Regions from separate parts of the Homo sapiens genome. Here region 1 is linked to region 2. A link is a loop called in an ENCODE intact Hi-C map of the cell type or tissue named here. Cell type or tissue: HepG2. All regions are shown on one strand.

Region 1 (8,000 bases), 100 kb before region 2:
AAGCTGAAGCCCTTGATTCAAATTCAGAAGAAGCCACGGGATTCAAGGAGCTTGGAAGTGCTGTCTTTCAGTTAGCATTTCAGATAAGAGTGAGAGAGAGGGTATGATTTTTATTTTCTTGTTAATTCAGTACTTGCCCTCATCAAGGAGTAGAAACTAGATAGTAGGAAAACTTTTGTTGTTTCTGAACCAGAAGCATTTCAGATGAGTTGAGTGAGGGACACATCCCCTGGGATGAAGCAAGGGGGCTCAGGTGGATGATAAAAGCCCAAGTGTGAAAGAAATAAGACTATTCTACCTAGCACTGAGCAAAACCCACCCAATTTGGCTTATGAGGGTTTACTTTAGAAAGTGATGACCCTGAAAGTAACCCCTGCAGAAGTGTGTCCTCTACCTCTGCTCCTTGAGTGAGTTCCTGAAAGGGAAGAGGTGGAAATGTGGCTGACAGTGTGAGGGTCCCTGACATTTGGCCCTGGGCTGGGCAGCTTTCTCAACACTTCCTCTGGAATTCAAAAACCCTAAAAAGTTGAGTCTCCATAGACAAGATTTGTGGGAACATCCCCTAATCTCTAGTTCTCTATCTCTAAGCTCAGAACTCTTACCTGCTGATGTCTGCAGGCTGGCAGTACACAAGAAGGCCTTATCCAACAGTGTACAGACCAAGTAATTCACCAGTCAGCTTTTATTCTGTGGTCCTTCATTGTTATACCAGTGATCGTACCTAGTGAGGCGTAGGCTTCTGTCCCCAGAGCTACCACTCAGAGGACTGGGTGATTAGAGCAAACCAACCCATGGCTGAGGTTGGCAGAGTCCCAGAGTTCCCTGTTAAATCCCCTCTTATTATAGCTAAGACTGATTGAAAATGAGACTTAATGTCAGTTATGTAGCATTTGCTAATTTTTTTTCCTACTGTTACATGACTTTTCTCTACAGTATTGCTCCATTCAGGGCAACTTATCTTTTTACCTGGGAGGAACTTATTTCCATTAGAATTGGAACACTAGCCACATATTTTGCATTTAAAATGTTTCATGTGATTAAACACGGAAAGAAATGTTATTACTTCTGTTTCTTAGGCCTGTGCTCCTCTAACTGATTCTTCTTTTGTGCCTGGAACAATGCCTTTAATTTGAAAACAAGTAAGGCAGCCCTCTGATTACTAAGCACACTGTTAGTGGAAACTGGCAGCCAAGTGCTGGTAACAGGGCTTAAGAGAAGAGCAGCTTTATAATCCCCCCTCCACCAAATCCTCTTGCACAGACTGGCTACTCAGCAGTGTACAGTGTGACTTGTGTAGTCATACATCCCCACTTTAACAACCCTCGCTTCTCTCTTCATTTTTGCACCCTCCTACCCCTTCCCATTGTGATTCTTGTTTTAATCGGTTTTTCTCTTCTTCCTTAACAGAGCTATTAAGAATGGCAAAGGATTGCATAGCAAGAAGGAAGTGCCTATCCACCGTGTTGCAGATATATCTGGGGTGAGTCGAGTCCCTGAATCAAGCTGTGTGGCTCAGAGGCTCAAGAGCGTGTCTGCATATTTGCTGAAGGACTTCAGCTTATGTATTTTCTCTAGCTCGCTCCTTTTCAGGCACTGACTGTGACTTTTCCCCACCCCGGGGCATCTACTTAGGTATCTATAGGGAGCCTGTTTTATTATCTGGAAAAGCAGAATTAACTTCATTCTTTTTCTTTACCTGAACTGTTTCTATGTTGCTTTTTCATTTTTAATTACTGTATTTTGAGTTTGGAAGGTAGTTCTTCTTGGTTGTATTAAAATAAAATTGCCTCTTTTTAAAACCCCTGTCCAGTTCTTGCTGTGAGTGGGAAGTCTTAGTAGCAAAAGGTCAAGTATAGATTTCAGGAGAAGTATATGAATTCATCATGATTTCCTCATGACCTCTTGTTCCTCTGCTTGCCTGTAAGTGGGACAGAATGGAGAAATGTATGAACATCCTTTGAGATAATTACATATAGATAATAAAGAAGAATCAATGGCACCAATATTTTAGAGCTCCCAATAGGCTGTGTCCAAATGTTTCTTTAACTGTAAGGACTTTACCTTTGAATGTTTAGGGTCTCTTTGGCTGCATAGATCCGTTTGATAGTTGAGCTAGTTTATTCATTTAGTCAACAAGTATTTGTTGAGTGCCTGCTGTATGCCAGGAATTGCTCTAAGCTCTGAGAATATAACAATGAAGAAAACTACTGAAGTCCCTGCATTCAAGTTGGAAAGGGAGGCAGTTGCAATGTCAGGTAGCGAAAACTACTGTGAAGAGAAGTAAAACTGGCCGAGGGGATAGTGAGTGGTGTAAGTGCTGATTTTGATCAGGTGGCCAGGAAAGGCACTCTCTGTTGCCAAGACACATACCATCCATTTCAACACCACAGTCACTAATGGTTAAAGAGAGGATCAGGTCTGTGCCATGCATAGGGAAGATGCCCAGGGGAGATGAAGCCCAGGGTAGATGGAAGGAGGAAGAGCTGGTAAATCTTAGCTTAGGCACTCAGGGAATTTGCCTTGGGCCCTGAGAAGAAAATACTAGTATAAACAAAAGTGCTAGAGCTCAGCCTAGGCTGCAGGAGAGATGAATCAGAGTGTATTATCTTCCTGTTATGTGGTGTGCCCAGGCCTGGTGGAGGCTTTTTCTGTTGCTCCTGGTGATTGCTTGCTACAAATGTGTCTGGCAGGCTCCCCCTTGCCTAGGTGTAGTGGTTTCCTGCTCATCTTAAACAATGGGACTCTGTTGAGCTTTTCTTTCTCTATAACCAGTCACTGCAGATTATAGGTTAAACAATGTTACCTACAACATGTTAACTGGACTTCAGTCTACAGGTTGGGGCCTCTGTTAAGTGGGTGAAGTAAAGTGATATGCACTTTTTGTGGCTTAGAATCCTGAGAAGCCCAGAAACCTGTAGCTAATGGCCTTTGAGCCACAGGTAACTATGGTGTATCTGCTAATGTTCATTTTTAACAGGTGTAACTCATCCAGTGCGATGTTACTTGGCCTGTTTTCTGTGTAGCTTACCCAGCTGAGTTATTCTTTGCATATATATTGCTAATATTTTTATGTATGTGCATGGCATTCTCAACAATGCTTTCCTTAATATTTGTCTTTTGGTAAAGCTGTTATAGTAATAAAAGGGCAAATTTTTGGTGGTTCCTCAGCAGGAGAAAAAAGTTATAAGTGCTTTGGAAAATGCAATGAAAACCCGTCTACACAAAGGGCCAAATATGCCCATCCAAAAACTTATGTGGGGCCCATACTCCAGGGCCTTCCAGAAGCTGATTTCAACCTTAGGGATAGGCTCTCTCCTTGGGCCCACCTGAGTTCATTTCTAGTTCTGATTTGGCACCAACAGTGAGGTGAAGCAACTCTAAGGAGGTTTTGAGGTTCAGGCACACCAGTCTCAGGGTTGTCCTCTCCACACCCCTCAGTGTGGTATCCTAAAGATCTTTATTGCTGTCTCTGAATCTTATGCTGCCTCCTGCCTTGATGATTTCTGATGCTTTTTTTATTCCTTTATTTCCGTTGTCATTAGCAGTGGGTCTTGTGAAACTTGTCTTCATTTATTTATTTACTTTTGTTCCTACCCCACCAATTCCCCCTTAAACTCTAGCTCAGTTTCATACCAATTTTTATTATCTTTTCTGTCTCAGTATTGGAGGATTGGTTTGCTCTTAAGTTAAACATAAATGCCAATTAAATTTCTCTCAGTCACCACATAAATAAAAGAGTAAAGCTTGAGCAAGTGGGAGACTGAAAGTGAAAAAGCTGCTCGATTTAAATGGATGTCAGATATGACCTTGTCTGCCTGAATCACAAATTATTCACCTAAGAGTGCAGTTTTTTTGGTGCCCTCTTTAATAGAGGAGTTTTGTCTTTTCCCACCTTCTTCCCTTCTTTCCATCACAGTGTTAAGTCTGTGTGTATGTTGGGTGCCCTTGTTCAATTTAAGTGAGATGTATGGGTTTTCTGCTTCCTGAAGCATGCTGGCAATTTTGCTGTCTGTGGGACAGGTGTGAGGTCAGATGGGCAGACGGCTTACAGCCAGATGAAAAATAAACAGGGAAAAAGACAATGTAATGCACATATACGTAATGGTTTCACAGAGGTTTCTTAATTGTTTTTTAATCTTTAACTGTGTTACCTACTGCCCCAGATTGATCCCCCTCTTAGTTGCAGGCCATGATAAATGGAGGTTTTTGTTGAGCTGACAGTGTAGGCAATATCTGCCAAAATAATTTACAATGAACTGGTGTTTGTGCATAATATCTCTCACCACCCTCCTCTCCATCCCAGTACACATTGTTGGTGAGGAAAAAGACATGCTTAAGTGCACATTCTGTCTCCTAAACACTCTTAAGAAATGTGTTGTATGGAAGAGATTATATCATAATGGTGGAGCAAATAACCTGTAATTTTGTTCTAGTGTTAACTGCCTCCATTTTAGGGGTTGAGTTTCTACTCCTTTTCCATGATCTCTTCTCTTGCTGTTTAAAAAATGATTTCACAGAGTAAAGGTCAGAGTGCGTTAAAATGCTTTTGTATGAAGACCTAGCAAATACAAGACCTGCTTGGCTGATTGCTTATGGTTGGAAGTGACTCATCTAAGCACAGGAGTGTGAGGTTTATGGCTTAGAACGTAAGATACCAGCCTCTGTAGTGGCCAAATAAGCCGGCCTTTTTGTTTGTTATTACAGATGGGTTTTGATGTCAAGGTCAACTGAGTTTTGAGTTGTCCATAAGATGGACAGAACATCTGCATATAACACCAACTGAATGAACCCCCAGTTTGTCTAGGGCTTTGATAAAAAATTTGGCCCTCTAGACCGGGCGTGGTGGCTCACACCTATAATCCCAGCACTTTGGGAGGCCGAGGTGGGAGGATTGCTTAAGGTCAGGAATGCAAGACCAACTTGGTCTTGTAGTCAGTGTAGTGAGACCCCATCTCTACCAAAAAAAAAATAATAATAAATGTGTGTGTGTGTGTGTGTGTGTGTGTGTGTGTGTGTGTGTGCGTGCGTGTTGACCCATCTGCGTCTCTTACACCTATTTTTAGGGTAACCACTAAAGGAAGAAAATTACATACTCCCAAGCTGGTACCTTAGATCCTGAAGAAGTTACTGGTTTTTTGTTATTTCCAATTTTTCACAGAGTAGGAACTGGGCTATTAGAAGTACCAGCCACTGCTGCCATTTCTATCATAGTCTAGTTTCCTTTCAAGCCAGGGTGTTCCAGAGTGTGTAGAACCAGCTGAGAATTTGACCGACTTGGTACTAGGTCTTACTTGATTTGAAGGATGGTTCTGTGGTGACTGACTTCATACATACATGTTTTCATTATTAGTTGGTTTTGTTTTTCATTGATCCTGTCTGAGCTCCCTCCCTCACCAGCATAGAAAAAATTGGAGTATGTGTGTCAGTGTTCTTTATCTCAGGTTTCTCAGCTGTTCTTTATCTTAGGTTTATTATTGTTTTTGCTGTAGCCTGCTCCGTAATAAATACAATCTCCTGCAGATACAGAGTGTAAAACAGGCAATAAAATGGGGCTGGTACATGGCTTACTGTTGTTCTGGTAGATCAGACAAATCAATTATGGTTCTGAGATTAGAGAGAGCTCCCCACTCCTCAAGTTGCAGCCAGCCCTGCGAGTGCTGATTTTACCATTTACCTTTACCTCCACTTCTCCATCTTCCTCTTATATGGGAGTAGGACTCAATGAGTCATAGTGTATATCTGAGTTTTCTTCTCTGTCCTTTTCCTTTTGTGTCTGTCCTCTGTGCATGAGGAGTTACGATGTTTGTTTGATGGTACAAGAAGATAGCATCCTCTTCAGTCTTATTTCTGAAAGTCCCAGAATAGGGATTGTCTTCTTTTGAATATATTCTGCCATTTCATATTATGTAGTCCTGACAGCTCCTCTGTTAATTTCACTATTACAGTATTTACTCTCTTAATCCATGGGTCTTTTTAATCTGTTAACTGCTGCTGTGCTCCTTTGGACGTTTAATCACATCATGGCTTGGTTTCATGCTCATGTCACATAGCACTTTTTTATAACCACCTTTCTCCGTGACTGATTTTGTTAGAAATACGTAGTATTTCTGATTTTTTTTTTTTTTTTAAGGATACGGAGTCTCACTTTATCACCAAGGCTGGACTGAAAGTACAGTGGCACAGTCATAGCTCACTGTGGCCTTTCACTCCTGGGCTCAAGTGATCCTCCTGACTCAGCCTCCTGAGTAACTGGGTCTACAGGTGCACACCATCACACCCACAGGATCTTGCTATGTTGTCCAGGCCAATCTGAAACCCCTGGCCTCAAGTGATCCTCCCACTTTGGCCTCCCAAAGTATTGCTATTATAGGCATGAGCCACCACCCTAGCCTAAAAATTAAGCCATGGTTTGGAATGATCCAGTGACTAGCTTTGGGGAAGGTGCAGGGCACAGGGGAAGAAGGTCAGACATTTGGGGCCCTGTTATTCATGAAACGAAGTCTTACAGAGTTGACCAGTAGGATTCTGACTTGCTAATGTGAAGGATTGAAGTGTTCCTTTAAAACAGTTAGATAAGATTAAATCAATAGATAAGAAATAGATTGGTAGACAGGGTTGGATTTTCTCCAGCATCTGCTCCTGACCTCTGCCTTCAGTTTCTGGTTTTCATTGCCCTCTTAAACTTTAATAGCACTGTCATCCTTTCTTTGAGGTTTCTGTAGGTGTTACCTTTCCTTAGCTCTTTATTAATATTTAGGCCTTGATGGAAGCATAAGAAAAAAATTATTACTCTTTTTGGCTAAAGAGAGTTTTAAAAAGCCCAGGCACGGTGGCTCACGCCTGTAATCCCAGCACTTTGGGAGGCTGAGGTGGGCGGATCTCCTGAGGTCAGGAGTTCAAGACCAGCCTGGCCAACATGGCAAAACCCCATCTCTACTAAAAAATACCAAAAAAATTAGCCAGGCGTGGTCGCGGGCACCTGTAATCCCAGCTACTTGGGAGGCTGAGGCAGGGAGAATTGCTTGAACCTGGGAGGCAGAGGTTGCAGTGAGCTAAGATAGCATCACTGCATTCCAGCCTGGGTGACAGAGTGAGACTCCATCTCAAAAAAAAAGAGAGAATTAAAAAAAGAAAAAAGTGGTTTGCCTGGTAAGTCTGAAGAAGGTAAAAGGAGCAAAATCACCCAGGGGCTTTATGAGTTAGGTCTGTGTTAAATTGCAGTTTTTCTTATATGTTTTCTGGCCCACCTAGTTTAGATTTATTTTTCTTACCCTCATATGATTCTAATGTTCCTTTCAGCTTTCTGTTTTTTCTAGTCTCTGGTATTTGATGGCACAAATGCTCTCTGAGTGTATTTGTTTTTTGTTGTTTTAAATAGCCCTTCCCTTTTTTACCCCACTTGGCTAAAATCATGGCCCTACATCATGTTCTCACGTCTCTCTTGCCAACTGCAGTCTAAGTTATTGTACAGATGGCACAACATCAAGGCCTATGGTTCTGCCGGGTGGGTTTCTGTGACCTGGAGGGGTTGCCTAGCACTGGAGCTTCATTCACACAGTAGCTGCTGGCTCCACTGCTGGGCTCTGCATTTGGTATCCGAGAAAATCCCAAAGGAACTCTGGAAGAGCCAGCTCACTGTCTGCAGAACTTGCTCTCCAGAGCAGGCAGTGTGTCCTCTCTAAATATGGTTGGCCCCTTGCCTGGAAGCCATGGTTGGTGGGAGTGTTGGGTTATCCTGGTGGCTTCCTTGCCTCCCTGTTGTGTTTCGTAGCTCAAGTTGTCACTAATTTAGGAAAAGCTATTGCTCTATTTCTTTCTTCTTCTTTCTTCAAGCAAAGTTTATTGAACTCTAGTTGGACTACAATGTACAGGTGACTGGCTTGGATCCTCACTGCACAGAAACATGCCATCACCTCTGTGGCACACAACCTCTGATGCCAAAGTGGCAGCCACCTCGTAAGTTTCTCCCAGACTTTGGAAAAAACTTCAAACTCTTTCTC
Region 2 (8,000 bases):
GTTGTTGGTTCTTACACAGAAGCAACTGTTGTCCCCCACACCCAGTGTGGTCACCAGGCCCTCTCAACTCCCATCAGTGCTGAAGTTTGCTGCTGTGGCATAAAGTGAGCCAATTCCCAGAAACTCCTGCCTATGTAGACTTTTGGCAGAGAGGCTGCATTTGGAGGGCTACCTGGAAGAGAACCCTGCTCAGCCACTTACCTGAGTGGGCAGTTAATGGTGAGCAGTGGGAGTGGCAGTTCCCAGGGCTGGTTGTTGCCAGCATGGAGGTCGCAGTCTTTGTGTCAGCCCGAGCACACAGCCAGCCTTCTCCGGAGGAGCACTGCCATCTCAGTCTTGTTTCCTGAGCGCCGAGTGGGTTGAGGTCACTATTTTAGATGCCCCTCTCCCAGTAGCGAGATTTTGTTAGAAACCCAGTGTTGCTGTGTCAGGTAGCTCTGCAGTATGCGGATGCCAGGCCTGGAGAAGGCAGCCAGCTCTCTGTGAAGCTGGTTAATTACATGTGAAGCTGCCAGCAGGACAATTGTTTTTTTTCCCATGGATCATTAATAAACCATTCTGGCCTGGCAATTCCATCATCTTCCTCAGCTTTGTCAGACGGATCTTCCTCCTTTTTAGTATAAAGCTTTAAAAATGGCTGGGAGTGGCAAGAGGGAGGGAAAAGAAGAATCTACTTCCATTTAATGCACATGTTTTTCCCTAAGCTGAAAAGTGGCTCCCTGCTTTCAGATCATCTTGGCAGCCAGAATACAAAGGGTTCAAGGCTTGCCATGGGTGGGAAGTGGCTCGGCTCCTAGTATTTGCAGCAAACTACAGACCAGGCCTGATATGGAGACGAGGCAACTAGTGCAGCAGATGGCAAATAGTCCTGCTCCACTGGGGCTCCAGATATGCACCATCTTCTTCCTTCAGCCAAGGCAGCCTCATTCCTGCTATGCCTGAGTACAGAAAGCATTTCTGGTTTTTTAGAAACTCCTTTTTTAGGCAAAGATGGAAGAAGGCAAAGCAAATATTATATGGGAAACTCAATCTAGTTATAGACGTTTCTTTGTCAAACAAACTAAAATAGAGCTTTTCCTTTGTTGGTTAGAAAAATTTAGGAATGGAAATCTACATTTCTCCAAAGAGCATTGAGTGCAAAGATAAAAACCAAATTATAAATAGAAGTGAGTATGACCCATTCAGTTTCCAAGGACTTGAGCATACAGCCTTCATAATACTGAATTATAGCCTTTCATAGATAGAAGGGATCTAGAGGTTATATAGTCCAATCCAAACATTTCACAGTAAATGAGAAAACTGAGGCATGAAGAAGTTCATCACTTGATGTGCACTTTCACATGGTAAATTTCATGGTAGAGCCAGTCTCCACATTCCTACTGTATTGCTCTTACCTTTATCCCCACAGTGCCTCCCAGACAACAGCCTCATCATCCACCTGAAGTACAAGTAATAATTTGAGAATATGACAGTGGCATATAAAAGGGAGTAGGTGATGTGATGGAGGCAGACAGAAGAGGTAAGCGGGTGCATTCTCTTTAAATTGTATTATTTTAGTGAGAAAAGGATGGGAGCCTAAGTTAGAGAAGTCATCCAGGGCTTTGGCCTTCTGTAAGGAAACTCCTCCTAGACAGGGTTGCAAAGATAACTGCACACAGATTGAGAACGTGTGCTAGAGGAGGAGTACAGGTGTCTGACAGACCTGGAATTTTCCATCGCTTTCCCTGATATGTAGTTGTAGAAAAGCTGCTGTCTATTCGTGCCAAATCCAAGCTTCAGATAAGCCCGGAGGAAACCAAGGAGTGCTAAACTCTTACAGGTTGGGGGCTTTTTCTTTCCTTTTTTTTTTTTTTTGGAGGGGGGTTGCATTGTTTTGATTTTTGAATTGAGAGAGTTGTGGGGAGGTCAAAATGCCCATCCACGATTGCCCTCGAACTCCCTAGGTGGGACTCCAGCTCAAGCACTCTGTTCTGGTCAAGTTGAGGCAGGGCACAGGGTGGGCCCATGAGTGCCATCCCTTTCCTCTGGTATCCCATGCCCCTGGACCCACTCCCTCTACTCTCCCATGAGGCTGATGCAGGACTCATGCCATGCTGTCAGGGTCTGGGGGTTTCTCCCACCCTGTAGCAGAGGCAGGTTACCCTTCTTGTTAGCAGTGATGTCTGTTCGTCTTTTAAGGGGTTGTCCAAGTGGGGGAGGAACAAATCATATTTTCCAGCAATTTAATTTTATTAACTCTGATTTTTTTCCCCTTTTCCAAAGCACAGCTAAATGGAGCTAAACATAGACATGAGGGCTATATTTAGTCCTGATGGTGTGGTAGAGTAGAGAAGGCACAAACACAGAGGTTTATCTGCTACCTAGTAAATATGGGGAGGTGTCAGGACTGTAGAATTCAATAGTAATAATAAGCATTTTTATGGTGCAATGACAGCTTTGATACAGGGCATAATTTTCTCAGGATTGCTATTAATTGTGCTTCTGCCTATGAGCGGCCCCCTGGTGAGGGGCTTGGAACACCACACAAGTTAAGCTATATTAAACATCAATTAAAACAGCATAAAATAGAAACTGAATAAAATATGCAAAGGTCAGAGTGGCTGTGAACATGCAGACAAGGTACTGGGGAAAGAAGGGTTAGGGCCTGGTGAGCCTGGTGCACTGGCGGATTCATACTCCCAGCTGCTGTTAGCTTCTTTGGAGCCCAGGTTTAGTAGGTTTGTTGGAGAGTGAATTATGGGACCCTCTAGCTTTTCCAAGTTCAATTATCCTCAAAGGGGTTTCGGAAACTACTCATTGCAGGCAGCAAGAGATGGAAAAAGACAACCAGATTCTACCAGTGCTGTCCAACAGAACTTTCTATGTTGGTGGAAATGTCCTTTGTCTCTGCTGTCCAGTACAGTAGCCACGTAATGGATATTGAGCACTTGAAATATGGTTTATACAACTGATTAATAGAATCTTTATAAAATTTAAATAATTTCAAGGTAAATAGCCACATGGGGCTAGTGGCCACCTTATTAGACAGCATAGGACTCTAGACAAGTCCCCTGCACATTGTGCATTCTGGCAATGTTAGGTTTGCATTGTGTTCTTCTGAAAAAGTCTGCACCTTCCCCCATGCCAGTGAGTGTGTTTTCTCAATAACTTTTTTTTTTTTTTTGACCCTTATCTCTCATGCTCTTGACACAAACTTCCACATTTTTTCATAAGGGTCACACACGATGCCAAGAAATGAGAAAGGAGTCAATGCCGGATCAAGTCAGACAACCTTGTCCTTATCCTTGCCTCCTTTTCTCCTGAGAGCCCCTAGTCAATCTAATACCAAGTGTTTCCCACTCCCAGAGAGAAAAGAAGGGAATGGCTTTGGATCTCTGGCTAAAGATCACAGACTGCGGAGTCGTCACTGTTCCCACTGAACATCTGATTAAGTTGCTGAGTCTGACCCTTGAGTTTCCCAGAACTTGCCAAGATTCAGAATTCCCAGATCATCCAGGCAGCACGCTCCTGACAGTCTTTGGTCCTTTTGGCACCTGAACTGAAAATCCCTTTTCCCATAGCTCTTTCAACACTTGTTGAATGCTTATAATGAATCCATTCATTAGGATGACACAGTATAGTGGAACAAAGCACTACACCTGTAATCAGAAATCCCATGTTTAAGTCCTGACTCTTCCATTTACTATCTCTGTGACCTTGACAAAATCATTTCACCTCCCTGAGGCTTCATCTTCCCCAATAAAAATGAGTGTTTTGGACTAAATGACCTGTGGGTACTAAGAGGATGAAGAAAAGAGAGCCAGAGAAAGAGGCCCTTATTGCAAAGCCTGTCTTCCACATAGCCTCCCCCTTCTGATGTCAGCCTGCATTTAAAGCAGCCCTTTCCTGAGGCCACGGAGAGGCTTCCAGTGAGTCTAGTTACCACTCACCCCACCCACAGGTTGTTCAGCACCAGAGACACCATGAGCCAGACTGCATGGCATTACTGCCTCTGGTGGTTATTGTACTCATGTGAACCTCAGGGAAGTCAAGACTGGTCCCCTATTACTTTGGCATCCTCAGAGATGCCGTAAGAAGGCAAGAGGTTCCTTGGCTTAGGCAGTGGGTCCATAAAGCAAGAGGGGTTTTGTAGTTACCTGAAGTATGCAGATCTCCATGCTGGCTCAAGGGCTGTTTGCCAGCCTTCCTTTACCCAGTAGTCACTAGTCACTGCTCCAAGGATTGGCCCCAGCCCCCCAGAGCCCCTGTGGAGCCGCCAACACTGCACAGCTCACAAAGGGCCCTGTAGCATCTCTAACTGAGGAGCTGGTGAGCGGACGCCCTCAGCAGAGGTATTTTTAGCTACAATGATACAGCCTCATCTTTTTGCAGGACGTTTTGTTTAGTTATTTTTTTAATGAAATAAATAAGTAAAATTGAAGACTGTGGTACTTACACCCCAGTGCCAACACCCAAGAAGTTTTGGCGCACACTGTCCCCCCCACCCCCAAACACACACACCACAGGCCTATATAATTAATCCTCTCTAAAACCAGGTGCTGAGGCTCAGAGTTTGCCAGAATATTAGGCCACAGAGACAGTGTGTACAGAAGCAAGAAGAGCTAGAAATAGAGTGGAGGAATGATGCAGACTGGCCCAGTGCAGAGGTGCTTGAGGGCCCTGTGAGCTGCCCAGGCAGCTGGTAACTACCCTGGTTCCTGGTGTTCAGACCTTTGATGGATTTGGTGGCTCAAGTGAGTGGGCCTCAACTCCTGGGGAGAGAGTGCCCTTGTAGTATACAAAGGATTCAGTTCTATGCCTTGCTGACATTTTAATGCTTTTGTTTTCCTTCTCTTCATCCTGTCTGGCATGTCACGTTTTCCTTGGCTCTTTTATTGTGTAACATGTGATCAGGGGCTAAAGGACATTCGCAGAGCTTGCTTCAGATCCCAGAGCAGGATCAGGGTAGTGGTTCTTACCCCAGCTGCACATTGGAATCATGGAGTATGGAGGCTTAGGAAAGCTACTAATGCCTGGGCCTCCCTCCAAAGATTCTGGCTTCATCAAGCACCAGCTTTTTAACTTCCCCAGATTTATTAGTTGATACCAAGGAATAACTTTGATAATTTTGGTAGGCATAATAATGGCATTGTGGTTATGTAAGAAAATGAACATATTTTTTAGAGATACATATTAAATGAAGTGTTTAAGGTTGAAAATGGCATCATGTCTGGGATATACTTTAAAATGCTTCCACAAAGAAAAGGGGGATAGAGATGAAGCAAATATGACAACTTTGGTAGTTGTTGGATCTGGATGGTGGTTATATGGAAGTTCATTAGTATCCTATTTTCAGTATTTTGAATTTTTCACATCAGAAAAGGGTTTTAAATATATACATACATTTTATATAAATATATATTAATGTTGAAGCTCCCCAGGCAATTTTAATGTAGAACTAAGATTGAGAACCACTAGTTAGTTTAGGGGATTAAATTTGGATCACCATGCCCTAAAAGATGTGTTTTGTCTTTGGACTTTGTCTAACCTAAGCCTGATTTTTCTGGATAAGTTTTCATGAGTAATCTGGACTCTTGGTAGGTGGGGGACAGGATGGCACAAAGATCAAATTAGACCTGTATCTGGAATCTGACTTCAGGAGCGTACAACTAGACAATATTGTCTCTTCCACTGGATGAACTCACTGTAACCGCCCTGAGAGCTATTATACCTTGGAGTTTACCTGCCTCATCACTTGCCAGCACTGCATGTCCCATCCTATGGACCTCTCTGGCTACACCAGGGCAATGGAAGACAGCTGCAGCTGCATTGTAACACATGCCACAAGAAAGCCCCAGTCCCTTAAGAGTGCTCAGCAGTTTGCCAAGCGGTATTTGCCTAAAGCTGGGGCAAGAGGACTGAAACTTGTACCTCCCCCCATTCCCAGGAGTCCACATGCCCTCAGCTCTGCATCCGTATGTGTATGAGGCCTCTTTTGTGTCTTCAGTGCCTATTCCAACTCCCAAGCACTATTTTGCTCTGGCTGGTCAGCAAGTGGGACGAGCAGCAGCTTGCTGCAGCCAACCTAAATGGAGCTCTGGAGCTCAGGCTGGAAGCTTCCATGCTACATTTACATACCACATCCTTGCTCAGGACCCTAGCTGAGCACCTTTTCATTCAGGGGTAGGCTGCTAGTTCTTCTTTCTTGGGGGGTTTTGTGATTTACACCTAAACATTAAGCTATGAATAGTTTATGTTTTGCTAAGCAATACCGAAGCAGAGGAAGCGTTATGGACTGCCCAGGTCACTCAGCCAGCCCAAAGGTTCGCATGACACCCTCCCTTCCCATTGCCCCTGGACCCCTGAGACAGCCCTTTCCGCCAGTGCCTGCCAGTGCACAAGTCACCCCCTGCACCTCTGTAGAAGGGCCTGGCTCATCTTTGTTTTCCTCACACAGTCAGAGTCAGCGTTGGTCCCACACTGTCCAGTGCTACATCCAGACTCCAAATGAGGGGGTTGCTTCCTCAGCCCAGTCCTAAGAACAAGCCTACTGTGTGGCCTCATCTGTGTTTCTTCATGGGACTCTGGACAGGAGGAGGCAGGGGCTTCTCCTGACTCTGGATCACTCTCCAGAGTGCTCCCCCTTTATATACCTCCACCTTCCCACTCTTAGACCACATTGTCATTGTGTCCGCCCAAGTGCTGAGTGCCTTGAGGGCAAGGACCAAGTCTTTCATCTCCATCGTTCCCCAGCACCTGGCAGGGTGCGGATCACTATACTGGTTCTAAATAAGCAAACTAATGAATATGTGAATCACCGAAGGGCTATGGCAGGGAATGCCTTTACACTAAGGGTCGGAATCCTCAGATTTAAAAATTAGTTTCTCAGTCATTTGGAATTATGAACCTAAACTGTGAGATGATCTAGAGCAGCAGTCCCCAACCTTTTTGGCACTAGGGATCAGTTTCATGGAAGACAATTTTTCCATGGACTGGTCGGGTGAGGCAATGGTTTGGGGATGAAACTGTTACACCTCAGATCATCAGGCATTAGATTCGCATAAGGAGCACACAACCTAGATCCCTCGCATGTGCAGTTCACTATAGGGTTCAAGCTCCTATGAGACTGTAATGCCACTGCTGCTGATCTCACATGAGGCGGAGCCCTGGCAGTAATGCTCCCCGCCTACCACTCACCTCCTTAGGCAGGGCTCTAGATCAGGGGAGACCTCGGCCTAAGTTTGCTTGTAGAGCAGCCTGTGACTGATGAGGGACAGCCTGTAGCTGGTAATGGCTAGAGAGAAATAACCTATTTGATATTCTTACTACTTGCCTTTGGAATAAAGGGTAATCTCTCTGTGCCTTGGTTTCTCCCACTTGATATTCACAGGTCTCTGAGCAGTCTATCCTCTCTCCTTCCTTGCCTGGGGCTCTGAGGAGAGTGACCTGCTTGTAGGAGGGTTTCCCTATGTTTTTCCAGGGCAGTCAGTCAATTAACACCTGGCCACTTCTTTTGGAAGTTACTCCTCCTGAACCTGAATGAAACTTCAGGAACAGTCACTCAGCTTAAGCACAACCATGTACAACAAGCGCTTCTGGAGTCAGTGGCAGTACTGTCCTGTCTATCAGAAACCTGTCTGATCAGTAAGTCTTCTTGCCTCCCTTTTGAGTCTAGAGGCTGTCATCCTGGGTATACCTTTGAATCTCCTGGATGTTTTTTAAAGCATTGAAGGAAGTCCTGTCACCACCCCTAGAGATTGCAAGGTATTTGATATAGCATCTAGATTTGATCTACACTGGTATTTTTAACAGCAACAGTGCTGATAATACGAGCCTGGCGCTGAGAAGCACTGTCTCCAAGAGTCCTCACTAGAAGGAGCTGGAGTGGCACTTGTCCCCCGAACAGTCCACTGCTGGCCTCCCTTTCCCAAAGGCGGGTGGGAAGGCAGAGCACTTGTGTCGTCCTCCTTAGCTAGTTCTGAGACAGGACTCCCATATTGCGCAGTTGGTGGTGCAGCTTC

The links. Hi-C counts contacts between places; a loop is a spot of excess contacts. Peaks named below come from ENCODE experiments on the same cell type or tissue, not always from the same donor. Only the 100,000 strongest peaks of a DNase experiment are listed, where the experiment ranks them.
Region 1: a loop joins it to region 2, with 1.9 times the contacts of the local background. A loop is called at or near these places in 2 of 110 quality-filtered maps.

The regions. Positions count from the first base shown.
Region 1 is chr7:127,903,340-127,911,339 of GRCh38, forward strand. SND1 (staphylococcal nuclease and tudor domain containing 1) reads left to right here. Exons shown (of 24, transcript NM_014390.4): 14 at 1,408-1,480. Among named protein-coding and RNA genes, the nearest start is that of SND1-IT1, 90 kb to the right of the region's middle. In HepG2, no CTCF peak of the experiment used is centred here; DNase peaks (open chromatin) are centred at 2,752 and 4,602.
Region 2 is chr7:128,006,626-128,014,625 of GRCh38, forward strand. All of the region lies in intron 16 of SND1 (staphylococcal nuclease and tudor domain containing 1), which reads left to right. Among named protein-coding and RNA genes, the nearest start is that of SND1-IT1, 13 kb to the left of the region's middle. In HepG2, a CTCF peak has its summit at 3,972; no DNase peak of the experiment used is centred here.